2 separate regions of the Homo sapiens genome follow, and region 2 is linked to region 1. Evidence: read pairs that join two places in POLR2A ChIA-PET (ENCODE). Cell type or tissue: Panc1. All regions are shown on one strand. Links, peaks and the distances in the headings refer to the core of each region. The heading gives the core; the rest is flanking DNA. Region 1 overlaps RC3H1 (ring finger and CCCH-type domains 1). Region 2 overlaps LOC100506023 (a long non-coding RNA gene).

Region 1 (15,816 bases), core at 4,483-6,982:
CTTGAACCTGGGAGGAGGAGGTTGCAGTGAGCCAAGATCGTGCCACTGTACTCCAGCCTGGCAGCAGAGTGAGACACGGTCTCAAAAAAAAAAAAAGAATATTTTTGCATAAATCTGGAGTTACAAAACTTAGATCCAAGGTTGAATTATCTGTTAATACCTAACAAAGGAAAATTTCTGGTTATGTTTCCATCTTCCCCTTGTTTTTAAATTTATTTCGAATACAGCCTTATATCTTTACATTATAAAAATACTATATGCTCAATGTAAAAAAAAAGAAAAAACAAAAAATAAAGTCACTCCCCCATCTTAAATATATTATAAAAAATTAGCTTTAGGAAATGGAAAATTTTAGAAAAGGGCAAATTTTAAAATTGCCTGTAATTCCAATATTCAGAGATAACTCTTGTTAACATTTTGGTGTATTATATTATCTTTCCAGTTTTTTTTTTGAGACGGAGCTTCACTCTTGTTGCCCAGGCTGGAGTGCAATGGCACGATCTCGGCTCACGGCAACCTCCGCCTCCTGGGTTCAAGCGATTCTCCTGCCTTAGCCTCTCGAGTAGCTGGGATTATAGGCATGCACCACCATGCCTGGCTAATTTTGTATTTTTAGTAGAGACAGGGTTTCTCCATGTTGGTCAGGCTGGTCTGAAACTCCCGACCTCAGGTGATCCACCTGCCTCGGCCTCCCAAAGTGCTGGGATTACAGGTATGAGCCACCGCACCCGGCTCTTTCCAGTCTTTTTAAAGTGTGTGGGCATTTAGCCTCTTGCTAGTTTTACAAACCCAGCACTCCATCTCCCTGGTTTTTAATTCAGTCTATCCTATATCATCCAGTATTATTCTGTAGATACGGAAAGATACATATCAACTACCATGAACAACCCTACAATAAACAGTATTACAATTAATGCTTTGTTTGCATATCTTAAATTATTTTCTAAGGCTATTTTGAGGCTTTTGAATGCATAGTCCTAAGTTGCCCCCCTGATGATATATAACAAAAATTTCTAATGCTTTCAGACTTGGATTTTGACTGTTTTTTTAATTCATGCACTATCTTGGATTCTTTTTTATTTTTTTTTTGAGATGGAGTCTCACTCCGTCACCCAGGCTGGAGTGCAATGGCATGATCTCGGCTCACTGCAACTTCCGCCTCCTGGATTTAAGTGATTCTCCTGCCTCAGCCTCCCGAGTAGCTGGGACTACAGGCGCGTGCCACCACACCCGGCTAGTTTTTGCATTTTTAATAGAGACGGGGTTTCAGTGTCTTAGCCAGGCTGGTTTCAAACTCCTGACCTCATGATCCACCCGCCTCGGCCTCCCAAAGTGCTGGGATTACAGGCATGAGCCACCATGCCTGGCTTTTTTTTTTTTTTTTTTTTTTTTTTTGATAAAATCTCATTCTGTCACCCAGGCTGGAGTGTAGTGGTGCGATCTTGGCTCAGTGAAACCTCTGCCTCTCAGGTTCAAGTGATTCTTGTGCCTCTGCCTCCCTAGTAGGTTTTTACAGGCACACACCACCAGGCTAATTTTTGTATTTTTAGTAGAGACAGGGTTTCACCATGTTGGCCAGGCTGATCTCCAACTCCTGAGCTCAAGTGATCCACCTGCCTTGGCCTCCGAAAGTGCTGGGATTATAGGCATGAGCTCAAAATTATTTCTTGTAGTAGCAAACCTGCTAAATCAGGGATAAGTACTCTTCTTAAAGGCCAGGTAGTAAGTATTTTAAGATACGGGCCTTACAGTTTTTGTCGCAATTCTCAACTCTGCTCTGTGGTTTGAAAGCAGTGGATAATACGTTAAACAAATGACCAGGCTATATTCCAATAAAACTTTAGTTACAAAAATATGCACCTGAAAAAAAAAATACGCACCTGGCTAGCTTTAGTTTGCCAACTGTGTGCTAAAACATGGATAAGGGGCTGTAGATTAAAATGTGGAAGCCATTTATATATTTTCAATCATGCTAAATTATATCCCCTGTTGATTTTATTGTAGTAATCATTTTTCTCTCTCTCCTTTTTCAAAATTTTAAAATGTCAGCAGTGATGTACCAAATGGATCAGCCTTGACACAAGAGAATATCAGCCTCCTATCAAACAAGACCAGCTCTCTGAACCTGTCAGAGGACCCTGAGGGAGGAGGGGATAATAATGACTCCCAGAGATCAGGAGTTACTCCCAGTTCTGCTCCTTAAAATATGAGGAGTCCTACTTTTATCTTCTGCTCCTAATCAGTTTGTCGGGCATAGGGGTAGGAGAACGCATAACTTCTAAACTTTTTCTCTTAAGAGCGGTCAGAGAAATCCAGGAAATTCACCAGAGGCAATGTGCACAAACACCACTACTAAAAACAAACCCTGCACATAGTTCACATTAATGCATTTTTTTAATTTAAAGAAAAAGAAAATTAGCAGTATCTGCAAGCAATTCAGATTAAATTTGTTTTTGTTCTGTGAATGAACTTTATTTTAATAACTTTGGACGCCTTGGATCCAGGGCTTTAAAAAAAAAAGATATTATATATACACTCTGTTTGATTAATTGTATGATCTTAATGAAGTAGGTTTTCTTGTATTTTGGTATTACATACCCAGTGTATAATTTGTATAATTCCTCACCCCCAATCCTTATCAATTCTCACCACCCCATAAACTTAAAACAGACCAAAAATGTCAGCTTTCAGAGAATTCTGTGGTGCTTGAGAAACAGACAGTACTAGACTGAGTTATTAGAAAATGTGCAGCAAACCAACTTTTCCCAGAGCTGTTATTTGGAATTCTTTATCCCTTTCTAGATCACTAGCTTCATTGGATACGTATATTTTTCTTGACATTGAAGCTTTTTGTTTGTTTGGGAGGGTTTTATTTCTTGTTTTTATTTTCAACTTTTCAAATAGAATTACCAATTTTGAAGTCCTCATTTTCATATTAAGGATCATTTGCATTCTCTTAATATAATCAGAAAGCTGATTCAGTGTTTAATTAGATTTAAATGTTGATCAAGAATTAACTGTAACTTACTAGCACTGAAAATACATGTTTGGTGTTTCGCCTGCGTTCAGCTCATGGTTGGAAATTTGAAGCAGTGCTTTTCAAATTAAACTTTTGCTGACATCATAGGATGCTAAAAAACAAGGACAATCAACTATGTTTTAAAACTGCAACATTTGATTTGAACTTAAAATGAATAGAGCCACATTATTTTAATGGATGTTTTGTTTTACTTGTGAACTGATTGAGTCTTAAGGATAGTTTATGAATTGATCACTTGTTGCTCAGAATCATTAGTATAAGTAGGTAGGAAATAGTTTGAAGTCATTTTTCATAGACTTAACTGTCCAATGTTGCAAATGTTTCTTCATGAAAATATTGAAAAGAGTAAGGTTTTTTTTTTTTTTAATTCTGCTGCACATATTCTGATGCCATGTGTCTGTGCTTAATTAACTAAGACCCTATAAAACGTGTTTAGTGGGGACTGTTTGATATAGTTGCCCTCTCCATTCCTCTATTTGCCTGATTTTTTTCAGTTTCCCTTTCTGTATTTTACTACTAAATTAGAAAGCACTGGTTATGTAATAAGTTACTACATTGCTTTGGTTGAGTAAAAACAAGAGTTTATATTTTTCTTGTTTCTTATTTTCTTAACCCTTAACTCCTGCTGAGGTCATAACAACCTCAGTCTAAGCTCTGTGTCCATCATACTGTTAACTTAAACAAATGGGTGGTGGGGGTGGGAAGGGTAATACAGTCCTGCCATTGCCTACCAGTAGGAGAGTCCAAACAGAACACTCTTTTGAGTAGCAATTATTTAATTTGCCCAGTCAAGGCACCGTGTTTATATACTATTTCACATTGAATTTGATTATGCCCTACAGACCTGGCTGGTCAAGGATTTGATATACACATATTGGCTTGGGATTCGAGCTTTCTTTTTTATTTAAATAAAAATTTATATATATATTATATATATACATATATACATAGCTATATCTGTATATATATTGGGTATGTTTTAAGGATTTTTTCGCATGAGCGCAGCTGTTGCGATAAATTGACCGATTGGGAGGTGGTAGAAGCACTGAATGAAGGTGAGGCTTTTTTTTTTTCCAGTTTTCTTATACATTTGTCTTCTTTTTTTAAAAAAAAAAAAAAAAATATATATATATATATATATATATATATATATGTATGCTTTTTCTTTTTTTTTTGGCTTTTGTTTGCTTTTTGACTTTTACTTAAAACCCTTTTACATTTCCACTTTAAATGCCTATTGTTTATTGGGAGAAGGAAAGAAACTTTTGTATGTCTGACAGAGTCCCAAGATTTTTCATTTCTCTGCATAACAGTAAAAGGCAACATTATTGGCCTCCAACCTTCTTTTTTTTTTTTTTTTTTTTTTTTTGGAGAGGGAGTCTGCTTCTGTTGCCCAGGCTGGAGTGCAGTGGGTTGATCTCGGCTCGCTACAACCTCCACCTCCCGGGTTCAAGCGATTCTCCTGCCTCAGCCTCCTGAGTAGCTGGGACTACAGGCACGCGCCACCACGTCCAGCTAATTTTTGTACTACAACCTTCTTATAAGCAGATTTGGACTGATCTTCTCCTTTGGGTATGTCAGATCATCCTAAATTTTAGAAGCAGTTGATTCACTTTGGAATTCAGAATGATTCTTGTATTAGAAGATAATTTGTGGGTATTAATTTTTGTTTAAGTTTAAAATAAAAGTAAAGATTCATTTTGGATATCAGTTGAAACCCCTTAGTAACTCAGTTTCTGTTATTCTTGTTCTCATTTCCTTTAAATACACTTGTTCTTGGCTTTTGCCATTTTGATTCTGTGAAGTAGGCAGGAGCAGGGATTAATTTATACAGTATTCCTGTTCTGAACAAAACCAGAAAAGTCACTGTATAAACTTGACTTAAAATAGTATCTTTCTCTTTTCATGTATTTTCATTTGGGGGAAAAAAAATCTCTTTAATTGTAACCTGAATTCAAGCTGTACCCCTCCATGGTCCTACACTCTAGAGCTAATCTGGTTGGGCAGAAAGGCAGAAGGATGGTATATTGTCCCATTGTGCCTATAATGTATTTTAAATTGGTCATTCCACCTTACCTAATGGAAATTCTTGCAGCTTTCCTAGTGCTCATCAGCGGTTTTAGGAATTCACTAACACCCCCAAAATTTGTTTTTTGTTTTTTGCTTTTTTTCCTTTTCCTTTTCTCTGTGATATCATGAGCCTGTAAGGACAAATGGCATATTTGGGCATAACTGCTTGACTCTGTAACTACTTTTTTAAAATCAAAATTGAAAAGGTATTAATTGCTTCTGGCTTTTTAATTTTTTTTTTTAGAGACAAAGATGAAACCAGATAGGAAATACAGTTTTTATGTTTTCTACTTACTAAAATATTAGTTTCTTCTAAATATTACTTTATTTGTATTTCACTAAATTCCAAAGCAAAAATCAGATATCTGAGATGAACAATTTTGAATGGGTTAAGGTAGGAGTAATAAGCATTGTGTTCACTCATACATAGGTGAGGGAATTTTATTTATAGCGAGAAATATAAAAGTATTTTGACTTACTCTTTTTTCAAGGAGTCGCTAGGAAAGGGTAGAAGAACTGAGAATAAGACATCTAGATTCCATTTCTGGTTTATATGTAGCTCTTTTGCCTAATTTATATATAATTTTGTCATAAGATAAGTCCAGTAACTGTCCTGTCTTAGATAACGTACAGAGGCTGAAGTGACCAAAGATCCATTCCTTATTACTTTTCTAATTAAAAGAAGAGTTAGCTAGATTTCTAGTAGTAGTATTCTAGATATTGATAAGACATTATTCCTAATGCCAACTACAAATATTCAACTACTCAGAATGTATTTAAAAAATTGTTTGGTACAGCATTAATGTTGGTGATTCCTTTCTCCCATCTTATTTCCCTTCCCTTCTATTCTTTCCCATGTATTTCTTTTGCCTAAAAGAATATTGGTATGATTCTCATTTGCTACTTTGAGTATATAACTCCATCAGACTTTCCAGAGTTCTTCAGGGATGGAGCTCAAAGTTTACATTTTTCCATATATGTCTTTTTTTTTCTTGACCTTTTTCCACCCTGTAATTTCCCCTTGACTTACCCACTGCCCTCCCCAATCTGCAACAGTGACAGTTTGCTGCCTCAAAACAGAGCATTCAAATGAATTCGCTTAGCCAATAACTTCTGTGAAGTTGCCTTTTCTAATGGTGTTATTACTCAGTGATGCACAAATGTGGTATTTGCCCTACTGGTAGGCAAACAAAGGTCTGGTTAAGAATGGTAACCTGCTGTTTTCTTTAAAGGAGAGCCAAAGACTTGTGCTTTACTCTGTTTTGGTTTTGGGGGAAGTAGTAGCCATTTTGATCATGAAACCTTTTAGTATTTGTGAGTTGATTGTACTGTGTAAGTAGATTTATCTAAAGTTAACTGTTAAAGTTAGCTAGCCTTATAAAATGTAAAAGTAATGAAAATTCATCAGTTTCTCTAAGCCAGTGAATGTCGTCTTTTGTAATATTGTGTATAAGCATTTGTGCCCACCCCAGCTTCTGCTATCACTGTGGTCAAGTCATGGGTCTGAGTAAAAGAATTCTTGAGTATGTGACTGGTGAGAAATAACTAACTATAGTCAGTACATGTACAGATTGTTAAAATTCAAGACAAAATACTTTCACTAAAAAAAAGGATTCGTCTCAGTAAAGAAGTATTCAGTTGCTGTCACTTACATACAAATGGTGGTGGGTAGCAGTCTCACCATTTTTCTACTCTCTTTTTGCTCGTTTTAAATAATTGAGTAAAGGTTTTATTTGTAAAATCTATCTGTAAAAAGCACCTGTAACGATTTATATGTCATTGAAAGGAATGGCCCAGTTACTTTTTAGGAGAGATTAATAACCTACCTGGAAATTAACTGCAGTGTTTACTTAGATTTTTTCCCCCTAATAAGAGTCTAAGTGTGTTAAATTTTTAACTGATGATATGGTTACAGTGTTGCAAGGTGATCTCTTCCCCTGAAAAATCTGCCTATCCTTTTAAGAAAAATTAGACCTACTAAACTAAAGCAAATTTTACTTTCATCATTAGCACCTAAACAAGCAAGCAGTCTACTACTGTCATCATTTTACCTGAGTGCCCATTTTGCTGATCCACATTCATACCTTTCTACCTTGGACAGCTATGATTTTTATATTTATTTGTTGCTTCAGCTCAGGTTTATGAAATTTTCCTGCTGAAATGACTTATTGGGAGTTGTAGGTTGATTATAGTTACTATTAAACATTTTCTCAATTTAGCTTTTCTGAGCCACTTCAAGAAGAAAGCTGTTTTTGTCAAAAGGTACTATTAATTGTAGCAAGTAAATCTTAAGATTTGAATTTTTAAGATTTTATTTCTGTGTTCACTAAAGATCTTTCCACAAGTAATAGATTATAATTGATAAGTAATACTAGCTATAGTGTTAATAAAGAGTAAGACTATCACCACCAGGAATAAGTAACACCTTTTAATAATAAATCTATTCCTAATAGGTATGTTTTCAATACTGCACTGAACAAAGTGGGTAAAGAGCCCTTTGAAATCTTATTGTAATAAAGGGACTTACCTCACCACTGGAATCCTTGTTTTCAGAGCCTCTGGATTTTCAGCCAAACACTGAATTTCTCCTAAACTTTATCCCTGAAACATCCCTAGAGAACGAACTTTATTTTCACAAGAAAATAAGGCACAATAAGGGGGAAGAACTTAAACCTCAACATAATATCGTGTCCAAAAATGTGTATTTAGAAAAATAAAATCCTGTGGAGTTTGTTATCCTAATGTTTATTTTATACTAGATAAGGTGACTTGTTTTCTTGTATTGAGGTCTTACTGTTTCAGATTTGTTTTTGTTTCTGTTCTAACTCTAAGCAGACAGAGCTCACAAGTCTTTGGCATCCATTTTAGGTTGTACACTCAGAGTCATCTTATAACTGGAAACTGTCAGGTGGTCCCCCACCCCAGTGAGTGTATGAAAGAGTCAAGAAAAAGATTGGAAACAAACTATTGGGTGAATAATTGGTTGCTCTATTATTATTATTATTATTATTTGCCTTTTTTTAATCACCATTTATTTGTGTAATCTTTCTCCATTGATTGGCTGTCATTCTTATAATATCTGAACTACCCCATAAAATAATTCTCTGACTTAAAGGCATTTAGCTTTTGCTTATCGTTTTTACATCCTCTATTCAACTAAGACACTGTCTTGAGAGTTATTTTTTCCAGATGGATCGTTGGCCTAAATTTTCACACTTCTCCCCTGTTCATCCTTTTTCCTCTTCCCTGCTTCCTGGGAATAAAAGGAACTTTTTTAAAAAAATTAATTAGTCCACAGGTCTCATTATCTTTCTTTATGATTAATCTATGACTTTTTGGTACAAGAACAATGGAAAAAGTGAATTAAGGTAATGAACAAAACCTTTCACCCACTTAAACATTTTCCAGTTTTGAGATTCCTCTTCGTGTTTGTGGTGTCTTCCCCTTGTTACCCCTTCTGCCCTTTTTCTCTGACTATGGTAATTTGGTCTTTAGGCTCATATCAGTCTCCCCGAGACATTCTGCAGTCATTATCACCTTTTTGGGTGGATTTTATTTTGTTTTATTTTGTTTTTTTTAAAAAAATAACTTTTTAACATTGGTGCATATTTGCTTGGGATAGAGCTTGTGTAATTTACCAATCGTATTGATTGTAAGTGATTGTGCCCTGCAGAGGTATATTTAACAAGACAAAAATAATCTTGGTTAATAAAGGAGCCCATGAGATTTGAGTCAGGTTGTAAGTGAAATCACTTACACTTTTGGATAGAATTTATACTCCTGCTCTTATAAATCAGTGGTAGACTTACCATTTTTTAAAGTTTTCTTGCATTTTTTTGTTTTTTTATTGCCACAGCTCCCTATTCTTTCTTGCCTGCCTCCACCCCCCTGTTCAGGAAAAAAAAAAATTGAGCCTTAAAGTGACAGCTGATTTTTTAATTGCTGAATTTTGTGAAATTTTACTTTTTCCAAGTGTTTCCAACTTTAAAAAGAGAAGTGAAGACAAATAGGTTGGAATGGTGAAGACAAATGGATTGGAATTTCACAGGCTGTGAATAATTCCTTAGGATCTGGCAAACCGTGAAGTCTTATTTGAAGACCTTATCTCCTGAGAGTTCTTTTGGAGTAGGAAAAAGAACCCTATTTGAAATAGACCGTTTTTCTCTTGTTTTTAATCTGTTTAATATTTCTGATTTTTAAGCAGCTTTCAAAACAAGTGTGGTGGAAAAAAAGAAATAGTAGTAGGAAGATGTTTAGGGCAGCAGAACTCTGGGTCTAAATAAGTACATGTTCCCACTTGTTGCCGATTTTTGAGAGTACTAGGGCCATCTTTCTCAATTTTGTATTATTTGTGTGCATGTTTATATCAAAGATGCCCATTTTGTTAAAATGCTATTTCCTTTATTACCTTGGAAACTGACTCAGCCTCATGTTGCTCCTAATTAGTGTTTAAGGCTCCCATGAGTTGCAGATAAAATGATTTATTTTAACAAGTAGAAGGAGGTGATTCACCTTTTGGATTGTAAATATATGAAAATGTCTACAAGGTCTTTATCTGCTTTCTGTCAGCATTTATATTAAATGATAAATTAATGAGGAACGTGTGTATTTTGTAAATGAGTGTGTGCCATCTTATTCTAATCTTGAGATTACTTTCTTACACGTTTTTAATGGAGGGGGCTTTTTTAGGTGAAAAATAAAGAAATGGCTAATCTGCATGAGCAAACACATACTTGGAGTAGCCAATTTTGTGTGGACATCACAGGAATTAGTCCAATCTTAAATAAGCTACAGTCATATTCCTTCATTTGTCACACAGTGATTGCACATTAGGAGTGAGGGTAGTGGTTCTGAGATACTAGCATCAATTCAATGAGATTCAATGGCTAACATCCAGTGTCTCGGTTTTTATGGCGCTTCTGAAAATTAGGACCATCTTTATGCTTAAGTGAAAAGGACTTGTCATGGTAACTTCCTGATGCAAAATGTTTTTTTGTCTTTCCATTTTTTTTTTTTTTTTTTGAGATGGTGTCTTGCTCTGTTGTCCAGGCTGGAGTGCAGGGGCACAATCTCAGCTCACTGCAGCCTCTGCCTCCCCAGTTCAAGCAATTCTCTTGCCTCAGCCTCCCAAGTAGCTGAGAATATAGGCCTGCGCCACCATGCCCAGCTAATTTTTACATTTTTAGTAGAGATGGGGTTTCACCATGTTGGCCAGGCTGGTCTCAAACTCCTGATGTCAAGCGATCTGCCCGCCTCAGCCTCCCAAAGTGCTGGGATTACAGGCATGAGCCACTATGCCCAGCCTTGTCTTCCCATTCTTGCTGACTTCTGATTGTCCTGAAATCCCCACCCATTAGTCATTCCTCGAAGTTAGTGGATATAAGTAAGTTTGTCTAATAGAGACCATACGTTAGTCAACACCTCAATGGCATGAAGAAGAAAAGGGAGGAGGTTGGGTGTGGTGGCTCGTGTGTGTAGTCCCAGCTACTCAGGAGGCTGAGGCGGGAGGATTGCTAAAGTCCAGGAGATCAAAGCTACAATGAGCTATGATGCTTGATCGCACCACTACACCAGCCTGGGCAATGGAATGAGACTCTATTATTCTAGATTAAAAGAAATGTAAGAAGTACAAAAATCAAATGCAGCATAGGTGATTTTAGCAAACCAAATACACAAAAGACTTTTGTATACAGGAAAATTTGATTAAGTATTGGGCATTAGATGATACCAAGGAATGGCATTTTCGTTCATTGTGAAACATGATTATGTAAAAAATCCATTTTTTTAATAAAGATGGATAACACAATAGCTGCAATTTCCTTTAAAGTAGGAACTAAATATTTTTAAAAAGTAAATAATGCAGCCACGCACGGTGGCTCACACCTTGTAATCCCAGCACTTTGGGAGGCCGAGGCAGGCAGATCACCTGAGGCCAGGAGTTTGAGACCAGCCTGGCCAACATGATGAAACCCCATCTCTACTAAAAAAAAAAAAAAAAAAAAAAAAAAATTAGCCGGGCATGGTGGTGGCCACCTGTAATCCCAGCTGCTCGGGAGGCTGAGGCAGGAAAATCGCTTGAACTCGGGAGGTAGAAGTTGCGGTGAGCTAACACCACTGCACCCCAGCCTGGGCAACAAAGAGTGAAACTCCGTCTCCAAAAAAAAAAAAAATCAATAATGCACATTACCAGTGAAGGTTATTTACTTCTCCTACCAACAATTAGCGATTAGGTGTCCATTGGTATATCTGACCTCAAGGGAAGGGACCATAGTAAAGAAAGCTTAGGGTATGAGGAGTGGTAACTGCTGCAGCCATCCCTGAATGATTATAAATTCTGGACTGGGAATTACAAAACTAGCCCTGTCATCTTAATCACCTACCTAGGCCTACCCTGCTCACAAGCAATAGGGTACATTCTGACCTCTTGGGCTGAAACAAAAATACCAATAGAAATTTGGTTTTTATGCCCATTAGTGCTTCAATCCCAATAACCAGCTAATCTTCAGTGATCAATTAGTAAACCCCTTTGCCCTCCAGCAAGATGACTCATTCAGTAAATGGCTGCCACCCTTATTTGGAACACCTACCATATAAAAAGTGGACTTGTCAAATACCCACTGAATACCCATTGAGTATTTACTAAAGAAATGTATTGAGTACTTCCCATATGCACAGCCCGGTAGAGGACAAAGAGTTAGAAAATACTGCCTCCACCCGCAATGAACTTTAATTCTGGAACTTGACAAAACACTAAACAGAATTACCAAAGAATTTTTCAACCATACTTGTCCTCAGAAGAGCAAGGAGCAGTGAGATGGTATCCAAGGAAGACTTAACCTTGCCTGGCTGGTCAGGCTTTCCTGAGGAAGTTGCATTGAAGATAAAACTTGAAAAATCATGGGGGAGCGGGAGAAAGGTGTGTGGGAGACAAGAGGCTTGGTCAGAGAAAATAGAACGTGTGAATTCTCTAAGGGAAGAAAGAGCCTGAGGTGTGGAAACTGGAAGGAGTTCATTAAGACTAGAGGAAAAGGAGTGACACAGTGGCTTGAGATGCACAGCCGGATAGATCATGGAAGCCTGTGGACCGTGCTTAAGTGTTTGGATTTTATTCTGAAAGTAAACGGAATGCAAAGAAGGGTAGTAAGCAGTGGAATGAAGGGACCAGATTTGTGCTTCTTGGGAGCTGATCATAATCCCAAAAGACAACCCCAAATATTGAAATTCTGAAAGACAAAAGTTCCAAAGTTATAATTTTGGGGAAAAAAATGTAAATTCTTTAAAAGGCATTTACTTTTTTTTTTTTTTCCTCGAGACGGAGCTTGGCTCTTTCACCCAGGCTGGAGTGCAGTATTGTGATCTCGGCTCACTGCAACCTCCACCTCCCGGGTTCAAGCAGTTTTCCTGCCTCAGCCTCCCGGAGCACGTGCCATCACCCCCGGCTAATTTTTGTATTTTTAGTAGAGACGGGGTTTCACCATGTTGGCCAGGATGCTCTCAATCTCTTGACCTCGTGATCCGCCCGCCTCGGCCTCCCAACGTGCTGGGATTACAGGCGTGAGCCACCGCACCTGGCCCTATTTAAATTTTTAAAAGGAGATTTAGGGCCAGGCGCGGTGGCGCACGCCTAAAATCCCAGCACCTTGGGAGGCTGAGGCGGGCGGATCACCTGAGGTCAGGAGTTTGAGACCAGCCTGGCCAACTTGGCGAAACCCCATCTCTACTAAAAATACAAAATTAGCCGGGCATAGTGGCACATTCCTGTAGTCCTGGCTACTCAGGAGGCTGAGGCAGGAGAATCGCTTGACTCGGGAGGCAGAGGTTGCAGTGAGCCGAGATCTTGCCATTGCACTCCAGCCTGGGCGACAGAGCGAGACTCCATCTCAAAAAAAAAAATAATAAAAGATTTATTTGAGAAACAGGAAAACACGACAGCCTGGGCAACAATAAGACCTGTGTCTACTAAACCATAGTGTGGTGCATCCCTGTAGTCCCAGCCACTCAGGTGGCTGAGGCGAGAGGATCACTTGAGCCCAGGAAATAGAAACTGCAGTGAGCTATGATCACATCGTCACACCACTGCACACCAGCCTGGGCGACAGACTGAGACCCTGTCTCAAAAAGAAAAAAAAAAAAAAAGACAATACTTCATAGGCCAATTTACATAATAAAATAGGCAATGATACATTTGTATTTAACAAACACGGATATAATAACAGTCACATGGATGTAACAGTTAAGAGCAGACAAACCATATTTATAAGTAGGTCAAAAAGCAAAATGTATAAATGCATATTACTGTGGTTGGTTATTGTACCCAGCATTATAATCGCAGTCATATGAAATATAGTGGCAGACAACTCCAAGAGTTGATGAAATCAATCAAAAACTACAATGAGCTGAGTGCAGTTTTACACTGCTGAGTGCAGAATTACATCAGTAATTCCAGCACTTTGAGAAGCTGAGGCAGCTGGATCACTTGAGCCTAGGAGTTAGAGACCAGTGTGGCAACATAAGGAGACCTCGTCTCTACAAAAAATAGAAAAATTAGCTGGTCATGATGATTTGTGCCTATAGTCCCAGCTACTGGGGAGGCTGACACAGGAGGATTGCTTAAGCCCAGGAGGTTGAGGCTACAGTGAGCCATGATTTTGCCACTGCACTCCAGTCTGGATGACAGAGTGAGACCCTGCTTCAAACACACACACACACACAATGGGTCACCACTGCATATACAGTCGTCCCAAAACCTGAGATCTTGAGAAATTTTACCTTTCATAAATACAGACATACAAAAAAACCCCTTCATTTATTGAAGAAGTTTAAACATTTTTACATTGAGAACCAGGGAAGTGACAGCCTCAAGACCTGGCGAGTCTCTGGTTTAAGTCCTGGAGTCCAAAGGCCTGTGAGCTTGAAGTTCTTTTTTTTTTTTTTTTTTTTTTTTTTGAGACGGAATCTCGGTCTGTCACCAGGCTGGACTGCAGTGGTGCGATCTCGGCTCACTGCAACCTCGGACTCCTGGGGTCAAGCAATTCTCCTGCTTCAGCCTTCTGAGTAGCTGGGACGAGAGGCGCACACCACCACGCCCAGCTAATTTTTGTATTTTTTTTTTTTTTTAGCAGAGATGGGGTTTCAGCATGTTGGCCAGGATAGTCTAAATCTCTTGATACTGTGATCCGCCCCCCTCGGCCTCCCAAAGTGCTGGGATTACAGGTGTGAGCCACCGTGCCCCACTGAGCTTGAAGTTCTAATGTCCAAGGCAGCAGAAGAAAAGTCTGTCACGGCTCTCAGAGATTTCTCCACCTAGTCCACTCAGACTCACACACAAATGTCCTTGGGAAACACCCTCCCAGACACATCCAAAATAATGCTTTATCAGGTTTCTAGGTATCCCTTTATCCAGTCAAGGTGATACCTAAATTAAGTCCACAAGTCTACCTATTGTCAGCCTGGCACCAGTGATGCATCTCCTTAACCCATACTTAATTTCCTGCAGCCTCAACCTCCCAGGCTCAAGTAATCCTCCTACCTCAGCCTCCTGAAGTAGCTGGGACTACAGGCATGCGCCACCCGCCTGGCTACTTTTTTGTTCACAGTGACGGTGTTTGGCCATGTTGGCCAGGCTGGTCTCGAACTCCTGAGCTCAAGTGATCCGACTGCCTCGGCCACCCAAAGCGCTGGGATTACAGGCGTGAGCCACCGCACCCAGCCTCCCTTTGCTGTTTCTCTTTCACCACCTACAACTTCCCAAACTAATATAAAAGCAACAAGCTTTGACCCCACACAACTCTCTCTTGCTCAGCCTCCAAAGAATAGCCTTGTCCAATGTTTCTGTTCATACAAGGTGTCAATTCTTCTGGATGAGTAAGCATTTTTCACCTTACTTGATAATCTAAACTTTCTATTTGGGAGGAATTTAAAGTGCTATATTTCCTGTTATTAAGTTAGCAGAACTACTCTGGACCTGGATTTTTTCAAACATGAATGTTTATCAAGTACTTGGTACATTCAACAGGACATGTTCAATAAATATTTGCTGTTTTGATTTGGTTTCCCTGAAGCCAAAACTGAACTTTCTAACAGGAGGATTTGGGCAAATTCCAGTGAGATGCCTTGAGAGCCTCAGCTAAATGCTGCTAAATGATAATGTAGGATTTATTTTGGTAAGTTTAATTTCACCTTAATTAAAATGTCATGTTCACCTAGTAAACTGGGAACCCAAGGGAGTTGGAGACTGCTTTTTGTGCTAAATGTTTTGCCAAATTTCCATGGAAGGGTTAAGCTTTGAGTTATTCAGTAACCACAGCAGAAGCTGGGTCCTATCTCTTCCCTGCCAAGGTCTTATTCTTGAGTCCAAAGGAAAGAACAGAACAGCCCAGGGTATGAGGCAATGGACATGGACCTGCTGAATTACCTGCTCATGGAAGTTACTACTGAACTGGAAGCAGGGCTAGGGAAAGAGGAATTTTATCACTGATCTTGAAGGAAGTACTAAAAAAAGAGAGGGTAATCAACTGCTATGTTCTCTCCTCTTCATGGTTCCTTGAACCTACTCCTAACACAGCAAAGCACAAGCCTTCCAATCTTTTCACTCAGAATTGAGAAAAACAGTGCCACACAGAAGTAGGGAGTCCTTTTCAAAAACTGATTTTTTTGTGATAAAAGTTCTTAAGATGTCTATCTCTTTCTAATATTTCCAGTTCTAG
Region 2 (15,816 bases), core at 963-3,462, 460 kb after region 1:
GTAAATAAGTTTAAGGAAAGGTTCTATGCCTCGATGTGCACATAGGCCAGATTTATGTTTGACTTTACACAAACATCTCAGTGCAGTAAAGAGCAGTATTGCCTCCAGCATGTCTCACCTCCAGCCATAAGGCGGTTTTTTCCATCTTAGTAAATAGAATGTACGTCGGGTTTTACACCGAGACATTCCATTCCCAGGGATGAGCAGGAGACAGATGCCGTCCTCTTATCTCAACTGCAAAGAGGCCTTCCTCTTTCACTAATCCTCCTCAGCACAGACCCTTTACTGGTGTCAGGCTGGGAGACGGTCAGGTCTTTACCTTCCCACGAGGCCATATCTCAGGCTGTCTCAGTGGGGAGAAACCTTGGACAATACCCAGGCTTTCTTGGGCAGAGGTCCCTGCGGCCTTCCGCAGTGCATTGTGTCCCTGGGTACTTGAGACTGGAAAATGGCGGTGACTTTTACCAAGCATACTGCCTGCAAACACATTTTTAACAAAGCACACCCTGCGTAGCCCTAAATCCATTAAACCTTGAGTCAACACAACACATGTTTCTGCCAGCACAGGGTTGGGGCTAGGGTTACAGATTAACATCATCTAAAGGCAGAAGAATTTTTCTTAGTTCAGAACAAAATGGAGTTTCTTATGTCTTCTTCTTTCTGCATAGACAACAGTAACAGTCTGATCTCTCTTTCTTTCGTCCACATCAGCATTTTGAAAACATGATTTTTCATAAAAATATCTGGATTTTTGTCTCCTGAAAGGTCAGAAGATCTAGCAACACAGCAACACCAGGCCCATGTTCCATCTGGCAAACAGTGGCTGCTGAGTAGCCTTTTAGAGGGCAATGTTCTCTGTTACTCAGAAGGTCCTCTGCCAGTTACTAACATTAGAGTAGAATTGGGAGGAAAAAGAAATAGTTCTTGCATTCTTATCTGTCAAAACTGTGCAAATGAAAGCTTAACTAAGGGCTGTATATTTCAAGAAAAAAATGATCATGTTTCTTTGTGAAAGTAGAGAATGTTCCATGAACTTAATATGCAAACAAAGTCAGAAGAACGCTGTTCTGCCTGGCCTTCGTAGGTAATTGAGTTTAACATCTGACTTATACCAAAGGTAGGTGCTCTGTGGACTGGGCCCCATTCCAGAGGGAAAATTTTAAAGCTATTTTCCTGAGGGTTAGTGAGATGTATAATGGGAAAGGAGGAGGGGAGGAAGGACAGAGGAGACATTCCAGGGAAAGACCGGAGTGTGGAAAAGGGAGAGCTTGACTAAGAAAGGATTTACTTTCCTTAGAGAGAGGGTGGAGGCTCTCCTATCAGAAAAAGTGTTTTCATACAGCTATAAGGGTCGGAGAGAACCTTGAAGTCCTTACAGTAATCTGAGGGACAGGAAAGAATGGATTTCAGGCATTTCCAGAGGGCTGTGACTCTGGGATGACTCACATCTTCTCTTCTGTCTTTACTGCTTTGACAGAAGAATAAAATGAACAGATTAGCAATGGGCATTTGGAAAAACAACAGTGCACCATGATGCCTGTCTCTCTCACTAGATTGTGAACTCCTAAAGGTTTGACTATATTTTATTAATGAATATTTGTGACCTGTTACACATAGTGGGCATGAGGACTACGTTGTACAAAGTATTAGAGAAACATTGGGTCGCCTTCCTGCAGCCACAACAGCAAAGTTTCTTGTTTGTCCACAGCTGGGAGTAAAAGAGCAAGATGTCTCTAGTTATACAGTCATGTGATACAACATTGGACCACATATACTACGGTGGTCTCATAAGATGATAATGGAGCTGAAAAATTCCTTTCGCATAGTGATGTCTTGAGGATCCTGACCCTGTGAAGCCCTAGGCTAATGTGTGCATTTATGTCTTTGTTTTTAAGTTTAAAAAGTTTCAAAAGACAATAACCTTTTAGAATTATAAAAAAGCTTATAGAATAAGAATATAAAAAAGAAAATACAGTATTTTGTATAGCTATACAATGTGTTTGTGTTTTAAGCTAAGTGTTATTACAGAAGAGTCAAAACATTAAAACAATTTTAAAGTTTATAAAGTAAAAAAGTTATAGTAAGGTAAGGTTAATTTGTTATTGAAGAAAGAAATTTTTACACATGAATTTAGTGTAGCCTAAGTGTACAGTGTTTATAAAGTCTACAGTACATTCATTCACCACTCACTCACTGTCTCACCCATGGCAACTTCCAGTCCTGCAAGCTATATTCATGGTAAATGCCCTATATAGGTGTACCATTTTTTATCCTTTTTTTTTTCATTTTTTTTTTTTAAGACAGGGCCTTGCTCTGTCACCCAGGCTGGAGTGCAGTGGTGTGATCATAGCTCACTGCAGCCTCAAGCTCCTGGGCTCAAGCAGTCCTCTCACTTCAGCCTCCTGAGTAGCTGGGACTACAGGCACATGCCACCATACCTGGGCAATTGTTTTATTTTTGGTAGAGACGGGGTCTTCCTAACCTGTGTTGCCCAGGCTGGTCTGAAATTCCTGGGCTTAAGTAGTCCTCCCACCTTAGCCTCCCAAAGGGCTGGGATTACAGGCTTGAGCCATATTTACCATGGTGTTATAATTGCCTACAGTATTCAGTATAGTAATGTGCTGTGCAGGTTTGAGGCGTAGGAGCAATAAGCTATACCATGTAGCCTAGGTATGTAGTAGACTATACCATCTAGGTTTGTGTAAGTGCACTCCATAATGTTCACACAATGACAAAATTGCCTAATGACACATTTCTCAGAACATATCCCCATCGTTAAGTGATGCATGACTGTAATTAGAGCTAGGTAAAAATCCCTGTACCAATGGGAGGAGACATATAAAACTAAAATTAATGTTAGGATGGTGAGATTGTGTTTTTTTTCAACTCTATAAACTTTCTTGTTAGATTTGATTGTCTTTTCAGAAATAAAGAAAGCTTGGGCACAGTAACCTGTACATATCATTAAGGCAGTCCTGTCAACCTTCAGTGAGTGGGGCTGATAATCTCTCCACTGCTTTTCTTTATCATCGTAATAGTTCGTTTTCATGATGCTGGTAAAGATATACCTGAAACTGGGTGATTTATACAGGAAAGAGGTTTAATGGACTTATAGTTCCACATGGCTGGGGAGGCCTCACAATCATGGCAGAAGGCAAGGAGGAGCAAGTCACATCTTATGTTGATGGTGGCAGGCAAAAAGAGAGCTTGTGCAGGAAACTCTCATTTTTAAAACCATCAGATCTCGTGAGACTCATTCAGTATCATGAGAACAGTGCAGGAAAGACCTGCTTCCATGATTCAGTCACCTCCCATTGGGTTCCTTCCATCACGTGTGGAATTGTGGGAGTTACAATTCAAGATGAGATTTGGGTGGGGATACAGCCAACCCATATCATTCTGCCCCTGGCCCCTCCCAAATCTCATGTCCTCACATTTCAAACCAATCATGCCTTCCTAACAGTTCCCCAAAGTCTTAACTAATTTCAGCATTAACTCAGAAGTCCCCAGTTTAAATTCTCATCCAAAACAAGGCAAGTCCCTTCTGCCTATGAGCCTGTAAAGTCAAAAGCAAGTTACTTCCTAGATACAATGGGGTTACAGGCATTGGGTAAATACCGCCATTCCAAATGGGAGAAATTGGCCAAAACAAAGGGGTTATAGGCCCCATGCAAGTCCAAAATCCAGCAGGGCAGTCAAACTTAAAGCTCCAAAATTATCTCCTTTGACTCCATGTCTTGCATCTGGGTCATGCTGATGCAAGAGGTGGGTTCCCATGGTCTTGGGCAGCTCCACCCTTGTGGCTCTGCATGGTACAGCTTCCCACTTGGCTCCTTTCACAGGCTGGTGTTGAGTGTCTGTGGCTTTTCCAGGCACACGGTACAAGCTGTTGGTGGATCTACCACTCTGGGGTCTGGAGGATGGTGGCCCTCTTCTCACAGCTCCACTAGGCAGTGCCCCAGTAGGGACTCTATGTGGGGGATCTGACCCCACATTTCCTTTCTGCACTACCCTAGCAGAGGTTCTCCATGACAGCCCTGGCCCTGCAGCAAACTTCTGCCTGGATATCCAGGCATTTCCATACATCCTCTGAAATCTAGGCAGAGGTGCTCAAACCTCAATTCTTGACTTTTGTGTGCCTACAGGCTCAACACCATGTGGAAGCTGCCAAGGCTTGGGGCTTGCACCCTCTGAAGCCATGGCCCAAGCTGTATATTGGCCCCTTTTAGTCATGGCTAAAAGAAGCAGCTGGAACACAGGGCATCAAGTGCCCAGACTGCACACAGCATGGGGACCCTGGGCCTGGCCCCTGAAACCGTTTTTTCCTCCTAGGCCCCCAGGCCTGTGATGGGAGGGGCTGCCGTGAAGACTTCTGACATGCCCTGCAGACATTTTCCCCATTGTCTTGGGTATTAACATTTGGCTTCTTGTTATTTATGCACATTTCTGCAGCCAGATCGAATTTCTCCTAAGAAAACGGGATTTTCTTTTTTATTACATTGTCAGGCTGCAAATTTTCTGAACTGTTATGCTCTGCTTCCCTTATGAAACTGAATGCCTTTAACAGCATCCAAGTCACCTCTTGAATGCTTTGCTGCTTAGAAATTTCTTCTGCCAGATACCCTAAATCATCTCTGTCAAGTTCAAAGTTCCACAAATATCTTAGGCAGGGGCAAAAAGCTGCCAGCCTCTTGGCTAAAACATAACAGGAGTCACCATTTCTCTAATTCCCGACAAGCTCCTCATCTCCATCTGAGACCACCTCAGCCTGGATTTCATTGTCCATATCATGATCAGCATTTTGGTCAAAGGCATTCAACAAGTCTCTAGGGAGTTCCAAGCTTTCCCATATTTTCCCGTCTTCTTCTGAGCCCTCCAAACTGTTCCAACCTCTGCCTGTTAGTCAGTTCCAAAGTTGATTCCACATTTTTGGGTATCTCTTCAGCAGTGCCCCACTCTACTGGTGCCAGTTTACTGTATTAGTTCATTTTCACACTGCTGATAAAGACATACCTGATACTGGGTAATTTATATGGGAAAGATGTTTAATGGACTTACAGTTCCACATGGCTGGGGAGGCCTCACAATCATGGTGGAAGGCAAGGAGGAGCAAGTCACATCTTACGTGGATGGTGGCAGGCAAAAAGAAAGCTTGTTCAGGGAAACTCCCATTTTTAAAGCCATCAGGTCTTGTGAGACTCATTCACTGTCACGAGAACAGTGCAGGAAAGGCCTGCCCCCATGATTCATTCACCTTTTACTGGGCTCCTCCCGTGACCTGTGGAACTTGTGGGAGTTAAATTCAAGATGAGATTTGGGTGGGGACACAGTCAAACCATATCAATCATGTTTAATGTTGTCATTATATCTACTACTCCCTATTATATCTACTACAGGACTTCTACAATCTGGAGAGAAATCAAAGTAGGAAATGTAGGAGTGAAAATGAAAGACAACAGCTAATAAAATGCTACAATGAGAAATAACTCTCAGAGGGATTTTGGAGTAGTAAATTATTATTGTTATTATTTGATTCAGGACCTCACTTCACCCATGCTGGAGTGCAGTGGCATTAACTTGGCTCACTGCAGCCTCCAACTCCTGGGCTCAAGTATCCTCTGCCTCAGACTCCTGTGTAGCTAGGACTACAAGTGTGCCTACACTCCCTCATAAAGAAAGCTGGCTACTTGGTGATTGCACAGGACCATTGATCTGGATACTGGCTATTACATGTGTTTAGTTTGTAAAAATTAATCAAACTGTATATTTAAGATAATTGCTGTTTTCTCTGTGTATTTTGCAGTACTTCAATAAGGTTAAAAAAACAAGAAGAAAAGAAAAGAAAAAGAAATTGCCACTGTGTGTACATTAGAATAGTTGTATATGAACTATTATTTTCCTGAATTGTTCAAAAAGCTCACTCCAGTGTTTCAAAACAAACTTCAGGAAGTTTCAGTCAATGTTGCTAAATTGTTAAAATCACTATAATTACCAGGAAGGTTCTTCTTACATGAAAAACATTGTTGAGATCAGGCTTTCTTTATAAAACCTTTGTTTAGATGCATCCTGGGTGTAGAGGTTCATTGAACGATTGATAGCCCATAGCCTCTGGCTGTGATTGAGTAGATAGCCCACCCAGAGATGGTAGACATCTTTGAGATTCTCTACTCTACAAAATTCTTTACATATTCACTCATTGAGATAGTTGACATCCCTGCAGCAAGTGGTACATTTGACTAGCCTGGTATCTGGTTGATATGGTTGACTGTGTCCCCACCCAAATCTCATCTTCAATTGTAGTTCCCATAATCCCCACATGTTGTGGGAGGGACTCTCATGGTGTTCTTGTGACAGTGAGTTCTCACAAAATCTGATGGTTTTATAAGAGGCTTTTCTCCCACTTTGCTCTGCAGTTCTCCTTGCTGCTGCCATGTGAGGAAGGATGTGTTTGCCTCTCCTTTTGCCATGATTGTACGTTTCCTGAGGTCTCCTTAGCCATGCTGAACTGTTAGTAATTAACTTCTTTCCTTTATAAATTACCCAGTCTCAGGTATGTTTTTATTAGTAGCGTGAGAACGGACTAATACACTGGTGATCTCTCAGTGCATGTTAGTGCTTTTCCTGAAGATCCTTCCCTCAGGATATTTGCCTTTTAGTAAGTAGCCATCAGACTATAAAGGATCCCTGAAGTTTTGACTGGGAGTCATTTTGATGTAGCCTAAAAATAGACCACTATACTTTAATTTAAAAAAATTTACCAGATAATGTGCTCAACATACACCCTTTCCATTTCACAGAGTCTCGGCCTCACCCTTTCTTCACTCGTGTGTGAGCCACACCCAGGTTCAGGGAGGGAGAAAAGAATATTGAGTGTTTGAGAAGATCAGTTGGGCATTACTTAGTGATAAAAATAATATAGTTTTTACATTTTGGCTCATCAAAATGTTCTTTATGGAGAACTTATCCAGTGGTCACTGCAGAGTGTTAGAGTCATAAATCTTTACAGTGGAAGGGAACTTTGAGGTCATATAATACAAACCCTATCTCCAACCCCCCTACCACCATTTTAAAGCTGAAGAAACTGAGTTCAAGTCAGGAATGGATTTTTAATTTTATCAAATGTCTTTTGGCCTTTAGTAACACAAAGCATGAAGCTTTTCTCCTTAATCTATTAGTGTAATACATGAATACATTTCTAAATGTTCAATCACCTTGTATTCTTAGGCTAAATCCTATTTGGTAATACGGTTTTATTAATAGATTCTTAGATTAGCATGGAGGCTGCTGCACATCCATTTATACTTCCTTATTTTCTAATAGAGTCACTGCTGTGTTCAGGTATCCATTCTCGGTGTAGCTAGCTGTCTTGGGGAAGTCGACCTCATTTCCAGCTCTAGAGATAGTCCTGACTGGTCCAAGATAATCAGTATTAATGTAACTGGGGAATTTATTAGAAATGCAGAGTATCAAGACCCATACCAGACCTACTGAGTCAGAAACCCTGGGGATGAGGTCCAGCAATGTATATTTTAACAAGTCCTCCAGGAGATGCTGATGAGCTGGTCTAAAACAACTCCATTCTGGTGATTAGGGTTGGTTCAGTTATGAGCATGTAATCCAACTCTTGCTAGTAAGCAATGACGCTTGCTAGGTGAACTTCTGCGAAAAGTGTCTTTGGCTCCTGAGTAGAAATCTAAAAGAGTTAGTGTTTCATCTTTTTCTGGAAATCATGTCTGGATGCTTGGAAATATTGCAATCATGTTGCTACCTAACCAGGAATGAAATAACACAAAGAATGACAGACCAGGAAGATGGAAAGGATGGATTCTTTTTTTAATTTCCAACTTTCATTTTAAGTTCAGGGGTACATGTGCAGCATGTGCATGTTTGTTACATAGGTAAATGTGTGCCATGTTGGTTTACTGCACAGATCATCCCATCACCCAGGTATGAAGCCCATCATTCATTAGCTATTCTTCCTGATGCTCTCCCTCTTCCCATGCCCTGTCCTCTGACAGGCCCCAGTGTGTATTGCTTCCCACAACGTGTCCATATGTTCTCATCATTCAGCTCCCACATGTAAGTAAAAACATGTGGTATTTGGTTTTCTGTTTCTGCATTAGTTTGCTAAGAATAATGGCCCCCAGCTCCATCCATGTCCCTAAAAAGGACAAGATCTCATTCCTTTTTATGGCTATATAGTATTCCATGGTGTATATATACCACATTTTCTTTGTCCAGTCTATCATTGATGGGCATTTAGGTTGGTTCCAGGCCTTTGCTGTTGTGAATAGTGCTGCAATGAATATATGCATGCATGTATCTTTATAATAGAATGATTTTTATTCCTTTGGGTATATACCCAGTAATGGGATTGCTGGGTTGAATGGTATTTCTGCCTCTAGGTCTTTGAAGAATTGCCACACTGTCTTCCATGGTGGTTGAACTAACTTACTTTCCCGCCAACAGTGTAAAAGTGTTCCTTTTTCATCACAACTTCCCCAGCCATCTGTTGTTTTTGACTTTTTAATAATAGCCATCTGACTGGTGTTAGATGGTATTTCATTGTTGTATTGATTTGCATTTCTGTAATGAACACTGATGTTGAGCTTTTTCTCATGTTTGTTGTCCACATCTATGTCATCTTTTGAGAAGTGTCTGTTTTGTCTTTTGCCCACTTTTTAATGGGGTTGTTTGTTTTTTTCTTGTAAATTTGTTTAAATTCCATATAGATGCTGGATATTAGACCTTTGTCAGATGATAGATTGCAAAAATTTTCTCCCATTCTGTAGGTTGTCTGTTCACTCCAATGATAGTTTCTTTTGCTGTGCAGAAGCTCTTTAGTTTAATTAGATCCCATTTGTCAATTTTGGCTTTTGGCGTCTTTGTCATGAAATCTTTGCCCATGCCTGTGTCCTCAATGATATTTCCTAGGTTTTCTTCTGAAGTGTTTATAGTTTTGGGTTTTACATGTAAGTCTTTAATCTATCTTGAGTTAATTTTTGTATATGGTATAAGGAAGGGGTCCAGTTTCAATTTTCTGCATATGGCTAGCCAGTTCTCCAGCACCATTTATTAAATAGGGAATCCTTTTCCCATTGCTTGCTTTCATCAGGTTTGTCAAAGATCAGATGGTTGTAGGTGTGCAGACTTATATCTGGATTCTGTATTCTGTCCCATTGGTCTATGTTTCTGTTCTTGTACCAGTACCATGCTGTTTTGGTTACTGTAGTCCTGTAGTATAGTTTGAAGTTTGGGAGCATAATGCCTCCAGCTTTGTTTTTGTTGCTTACAATTGCCTTGTCTATTCATGCTCTTTTGGGGTTCCATATGAATTTTAAAATAGTTTTTTTCTAATTCTGTGAAGAATCTCAATGGTAGTTTAACAGAAATAGCATTGAATCTATAAATTACTTTGGTCAGTATGGCCATTTTCACGATATTGATTCTTCCTATCTATGAGCATGGAATGTTTTTCTGTTCTTTTGTGTCTTCTCTGATTTCTTTGAGTGGTGGTTTGTAGTTCTTGAAGAGGTCCTTCACTTCCCTGGTTAGCTTTGTTCCTAGGTATTTTATTCTTTTTGTGGCAATTGTGAATGGGATTTGGCTGTCAGCTTGCCTGTTGTTGGTGTATAGGAATGCTAGTGATTTTTGCACATAGATTTTGTATCTTGAGACTGCTGAAGTTGCTTATCAGCTTAAGAAGCTTTTGGACTGAGACATTGGGGTTTTCTAGATATAGGATCATGTCACCTGCAAATAAAGATAGTTTGACTTCCTCTCTTCCTATTTGAATATGCTTTATTTCTTTCTCTTGCCAGATTGCCTTGGCCACAACTTCCAGTGTTGACTGGGAGTGGTGAGAGAGGGCAGCCTTGTTTTGTGCCACTTTTCAAAGAGAATGCTTCCAGTTTTTGCCCATTCAGTATGATATTGGCTGTGCATTTGTCATAGATGGCTCTTATTATTTGGAGACATGTTCCTTCAATACTTAGTTTATTGAGAGTTTTTAACATGAGGGATGTTGAATTTTATCAAAGACTTTTTCTGTATCTATTGAGATAATCATGTGATTTTTGTCTTTAGTTCTGTTTATGTGATAACTTAACATTTATTGATTTTTGTATGTTGAACAGCCTTGCATCCCAAAGATGAAGCCAACTTGATCATGGTGGATAAACTTTTTGATGTGCTGCTGGAATCAGTTTGCCTGTATTTTGTTGAGGATTTTTGCACTGATGTTCATCAAAGATATTGGCCTGAAATTTCTCTTTTTTGTTGTATCTCTGCCAGGTTTTGATATCAGGATGATGCTGGCCTCATACAATGAGTTAGGAGGAGTCCCTCCTTTTCGATCTTTTTGAATATTAAATTGTTTCAGTAGGAGTGGTATTAGCTGTTCTTTGTACCTCTGGTAGAACTCACCTGTGAATCTGTCTGGTCCTGGGCTTTTTTTTTTTGTTGGTGTTGGGGTGATCAGACCCAACACCAGGTCATGGGGGTGACAAAGTCCAGCAGAGTCAAAGGATTGAGAAAAAGACAGTTTGAGGGAGAAAGGTGGAACCAGGAGGCCATTGTTAGTGTATGGAGGCTGTGAAGGCTCTGAGCTCTGGGAGCCCATGCTATTTATTGGTAATCCAACAGAGAAACAGGTGGTGAGAATGTGGAGGTCAGAAGAGCAGGTGCATGATCTACAGCTGTGATGGTTTGGCATTTATAAGGAACATGTTCTGCTACTTGAGATAATGAAGATACAATCGAACTAGGAGCCTAGGAGGGCTAGAAGCAAGGAGCCAGCAAGTCTAGACACATTCCAGAGGACATTGTGGCAGACATGCGAGCCCTGCCTCAGCTTTCTTCCCAACACTCAGCTTTTTCCCAACAGTTGGTAGGCTATTTATTACTGCTTCAATTTCCAAACTCATTATTGTCTATTCAGGGATTCAGTTTCTTCCTGGTTCAGTGTTGGGAGGGTGTATGTGTCCAGGAATTTATCCTTTTCTTCTAGATTTTTCTAGTTTATGTACATAGTGGTGTTTGTAGTATTCTCTGATAGTTGTTTGTATTTCTGTGGGGTCAGTGGTGATATCACCCTTATCACTTCTGATTGTGTTTATTTGAATCTTTTCTCTTTTATTCTTTATTAGTCTAGCTAGCAGTCTATCTATTTTATTAATTTTTTTCAAAAAACCAGCTCCTGGATTCATTGATTCTTTGAAGGGTTTTTCATGTCTCTGTCTTCTTCAGTTCTACTCTGATTTTGGTTATTTTTTGTCTCCTGCTAACTTTGGGTTGGTTTGCTCTTTTTTCTCTAGTTTGTTTAGTTGTGATGTTAGGTTGTTAACTTGAGATCTTTTTAGCTTTTTGATGTGGACATTTAGTGCTATAAATTTCCCTCTTAACAGTGCTTTAGCTGCATTCTGGAGATTCTGGACATTGTAGTTTTGTTCTCATTGGTTTCAAAGAACTTCTTGATTTCTGCCTTAATTTCATTATTTAACCAAAAGTCATTCGGGAGCAGATTGTTCATTTTCCATGTAGTTATATGGTTTTGAGTGAATTTCTTAATCTTGTGTTCTAATTTGATTACACCTTGGTCTGAGAGACTCTTTGGTATGTTTTCAGTTCTTTTGCATTTGCCAAGGAGTGTTTTACTTCCAATTATGTGATCAATTTTAGAGTAAGTGCTGTGGCGATGAGAAGAATGTATATTCTGTTGTTTTGGAGTGGAGAGTTCTGTATATAGCTATCAGGCCCACTTGATCCAGAGCTGAGTTGAGGTCTTGAATGTCTTTGATAATTTTCTGTCTCAATGATCTGCCTAATATTGTCAGTGGGGTGATAAAGTCTCCCACCATTATTGTGTGTGAGTCTAAGTCTCTTTGAAGGTCTCTAAGTACTTTCTTTTTCTGGGTGCTCCTGTATTGGGTGTATATATACTTAGGTTAGTTAGCTCTTCTTGTTGAAATGAACCCTTTACTGTTATGTAGTGGCCTTCTTTATCTTTTTTGATTTTTGTTGATTTAAAGTCTGTTTTGTTATAAACTAGGATTGCACCTGTTTTTTTCTGTTTTCCATTTGCTTGGTAAATTTTCCTCTATCCCTTTATTTTGAGCCTATGTGTGTCTTTGCACGTGAGATGCGTCTCTTGAAGATAGCATACTAATGGGTCTTGGCTCTTTATCTAGCTTGTTATTCTGTATCTTTTTTTGGGAGGCATTTAGCACATTTTCATTTAAGATTAGCATTTTTATGTGTGGATTTGATCCTGTCATCATGATGCTGGCTGGTTATTTTGCAGGTTTATGTGGATACTTCATTGTATCATTGGTATGTCAGTGTGTTTTTGTAGTGGTAATGGTTTTTCCTTTCTATATTTAGTGCTTCCTTCAGGAGCTCTTGTAAGGCAGGTCTGGTAGTGATGAATTTCCTCAGCATTTGTTTGTCTGAAAAGGATCTTATTTCTCCTTTGCTTATGAAACTTAGTTTGCATATGAAATTCTGGGTTGGAAATTCTTTTCTTTAGGAATATTGAATACTGGCCCCCAATCTTTTCTGGCTTGTAGGGTTTCCACTCAGAGGCCCAATGCTTGTCCGATGGCCTTCCCTTTGTAGGTGACCTGGTCTTTCTTTCTGGCTGTCCTTAACATTTTTTTCTTTTTTCTTTTTTTTTTCAGATGGAGTTTCACTGTGTCACCCAGGCTGGAGTGCAGTGGCACGATCTCAGCTCAATGCAACCTCTGTCTCCTGGGTTCAAGCAAATCTCCTGCCTCAGCCTCTTGAGTAGCCTGAGTAGCTGGGACTAAAGGTATGTGCCACCACACCTGGCTAATTTTTGTATTTTTAGTAGAGACAGGGTTTCACCACGTTGGCCAGGCTGGTCTTGAACTCCTGACCTCAAGTAATCCACCCACCTTGGCCTCCCAAAGTGCTGGGATTACAGGCATGAGCCACTGTGCCCAGCCAACATTTTTTCTTTCATTTTGACTTTGGAGAATCTGCTGATACATATCTTAGGGATGATTTTCTTGAATAGTTATCTTACTGGGGTTCTCTTGTTCCTGAATTTGAATGTTGGCCTATCTTGCTAGGTTGGGGTCATTCTCCTGGATGATATCCTGAAGTATGTTTTCCAACTTGGTTCTATTCTTCCTGTCTCTTTCAGGTACCCCAATCAGTTGTAGGTTTGGTCCTTTTACATAAACCCATATTTCTCAGAGGTTTTATTCATTCATTTTCATTCTTTTTTCTCTATTCCTGTCTACCTGTCCTATTTCAGAGAGATAGTCTGCAAGCTCTGGGATTCTTTGCTCTGCTTGGTCTATTCTGCTATTAATACTTGGGATTACATTGCGAGTACTTGTAGTATGTTTTTCAGCTCTGTGAGGTCGGTTATGGTCCTTTCTATACTGGCTGTTTTGGCTGTCAGCTCCTGCATTGTTTTATCATGATTCTTAGCTTCTTTGCCTTTGGTTAGGACATACACCTTTAGCTCAGCAAAATTGGCTTTTGTCCACATTCTGAAGCTTACTTCTGTCATCTTGGGCTCAGCCTAGTTCTGAGCCCTTGCTGGAGAGGTGTTGTGATCATTTGGAGGAAAAGGGGCTCTCTGGGTTTTTGAATTTTCAAGATTTTTGCGTTGATTCTTTCTCATTTTTGTGGGCTTATCTATCTTCGATCTTTGAGGTTGCTGACCTTTGGATGGCGCTTTCATGGATTGTTTTGTTTTTTCATCTTTTTCTTTTAGCAGTCTGTTTACTCTTCCTTACAGATGCTGCAGTTAGCTGGGGGTCCACTCTACACCCTGGTTGCCTCAGTTTTTCCTGTACTTGGAGGTATCAGCAGTGAATGCTATGAAACAGCAAAGATGGCAGCCTGCCCCTTCCCCTGGAAGCTCCATCCCAGGGCGGTACTGTCCTGTTGCCAGCATGAGCACACAGTATGTAGGGGGTGGCTGGAGACCCCAGTTGGGACATCTCACCTAGTCAGGAGGAACGGGATCAGGGATCCACTTAAAGAAGCAGTTGGGCTGTTTTTGATAGAGCAGTTGTGCTGTGTTGGGGATCCCATCAGCCCCTTGTTGGTTTGGGCTCTCCGAGGCCCACAGGCTGAACTGGCTGAGGTGCCCAACAGCCAAGTTGGTGGCCCGCCTTCCCCTCTGGGCACTCTGTCCCAGGGAAAAATTAGAAGTCTGTTGGCCACAGAACATGGGCGGGGGTGGCTGGATACCCCAGCTGGCATGATCTACCCGTCAAGGAAAAGTGGATCAGGGTCCCACTTAAAGAAGCCATCTGGCCATGCCTCAATAGAACAGCCTTGTTGTGCTGGGAAACTGCTTCTGCCCTTGTTGGCTTGGACTCTCTAAAGCCCACTGGTTGGAATGGCTGAGTCATTCAAACAGCCAGCTTGGTGGCCCTCCTTTCCTCCCCTCCTCCCCTCCCCTCCTCCTTCCCTCCTCGCCTCCCCTCGGGCATGCTATTCCAGAAAGAGATCAGGATCCGTTTGTGGAATACAGGCAGAGATGGCTGGAGGCCCCGGTTGGGAGGTCCCTCCCAGTGAAGAGGAATGGATTGGGGCCCCACTTAAAGAAGCAACCTGGCCACGTTCAGGCAATGCCGCTGTAGTGTTCTGGGAAGACCCTTCCTTGTTTGAACCATATGGATTCTCCGAAGCCCATAGACTGAAATGGCTGAGTCAACCAAACAGTAGAGATGGCAGCCCACCCCTCCCACTGGGGACTCTGTCCCATCACAGGTAGGCTATATTCCAAGCCAGTAGGTCTTATTTTGTGAGGTGTTGTGGAAGTGGGACCCACAGATTGATGCTGCTTGGCTCCCTGGATTCAGCCCCCTTCCTAGGGGTATGTACAGACCTCCCACCTTGCCTGAGTTACAGACACCTCTGTTGGGGATCCTGGGGCCGGAATATGTAAAGTTCCTGGATCTCTATGCATGCCTGAGCAGCTGCTCTGCTGAGACTCAACACACCTCTGTGTGTGGGACCCAAGACCCTGGTGATGTGGGTGCACAAGGTGGTGTGGGTGCACTGATCTCCTGATCTGTGGGTTGCAAAGATCCGTGGGAGAAGCGTGGTTTCCTGGGGTTGCACACTCACTCACTGCTTCCCTTGGCTGGGGGTGGGAGTTCTCTTGGCTTCATGTTGCTCCCAGGTGGGCTATTGCCCCACCTTGCTTTTCTCTCTTCTCCATGGGTCGAGTTGTTTCTGTGATCAGTCCCAGTGTGAGTGCCTGGATATTTCAGTTGAAGGTGCTATATTCACTTGCTCCTTTCTTCCTCTCCCTGAGTGCCACAGACAGCTGCTGCTTCTAATTGGCCAACTTGGCCCCCCTCCCCTGGGTTCTTAATAACGTAATTAAACCACAACCCATCCTAAAACTTATCCTACTTCTAGATTTCTGTTGAGTTCAGAAATACCCTCATTTTTAAAGATAATTGGAGTCAGGGTTTCTGTTACTTGCTGTCAAAAGCATTCTTAATTAGACTTGCTAATATTTGACTTTGGATTTTAAGAATAACCCAATATGTATTTTATTTTTACTATTGTTTAGTATTTAGTATACTTTAGTATCAGAATTAAATTTGTCAGTGAAGTGTATTGGGAAGTTTTTCATAGTTTGTACTGGCCGAATGTTTAAATAATCCAGGAATTATCTGTTCTTTATGATGTATTAGAACTTACTGATAAAACAAACTGGAACTGGTGCTTTTTTTGAAGTTAGAGCTTTTGCTGCATTTTCAAGTTTTTCTTTGATTATTGGGATAATTTCCTCTCTTCATGAGCTAATATTAGTAATCT

Evidence for each region. ChIA-PET counts read pairs that join two places held together with the same protein. Peaks named below come from ENCODE experiments on the same cell type or tissue, not always from the same donor. Only the 100,000 strongest peaks of a DNase experiment are listed, where the experiment ranks them.
Region 2: POLR2A ChIA-PET joins it to region 1 with 6 read pairs; 2 of 35 experiments call an interaction of 5 or more read pairs at or near these places.

What each region holds. Positions count from the first base shown.
Region 1 is chr1:173,925,108-173,940,923 of GRCh38, reverse strand. RC3H1 (ring finger and CCCH-type domains 1) reads left to right here. Exons shown (of 20, transcript NM_172071.4): 20 at 2,053-9,840. The coding sequence ends at 2,203. Among named protein-coding and RNA genes, the nearest start is that of SERPINC1, 16 kb to the right of the region's middle. In Panc1, for the core only: no CTCF peak of the experiment used is centred there; no DNase peak of the experiment used is centred there.
Region 2 is chr1:173,459,316-173,475,131 of GRCh38, reverse strand. LOC100506023 (a long non-coding RNA gene) reads left to right here. Exons shown (of 3, transcript NR_037845.1): 2 at 12,678-12,808. It overlaps PRDX6-AS1 (PRDX6 antisense RNA 1), which reads left to right and starts at 13,770. Exons shown (of 2, transcript NR_125960.1): 1 at 13,770-14,754. RefSeq lists an enhancer at 14,541-15,040. In Panc1, for the core only: no CTCF peak of the experiment used is centred there; no DNase peak of the experiment used is centred there; H3K4me3 peaks cover 502 bases; H3K27ac peaks cover 447 bases.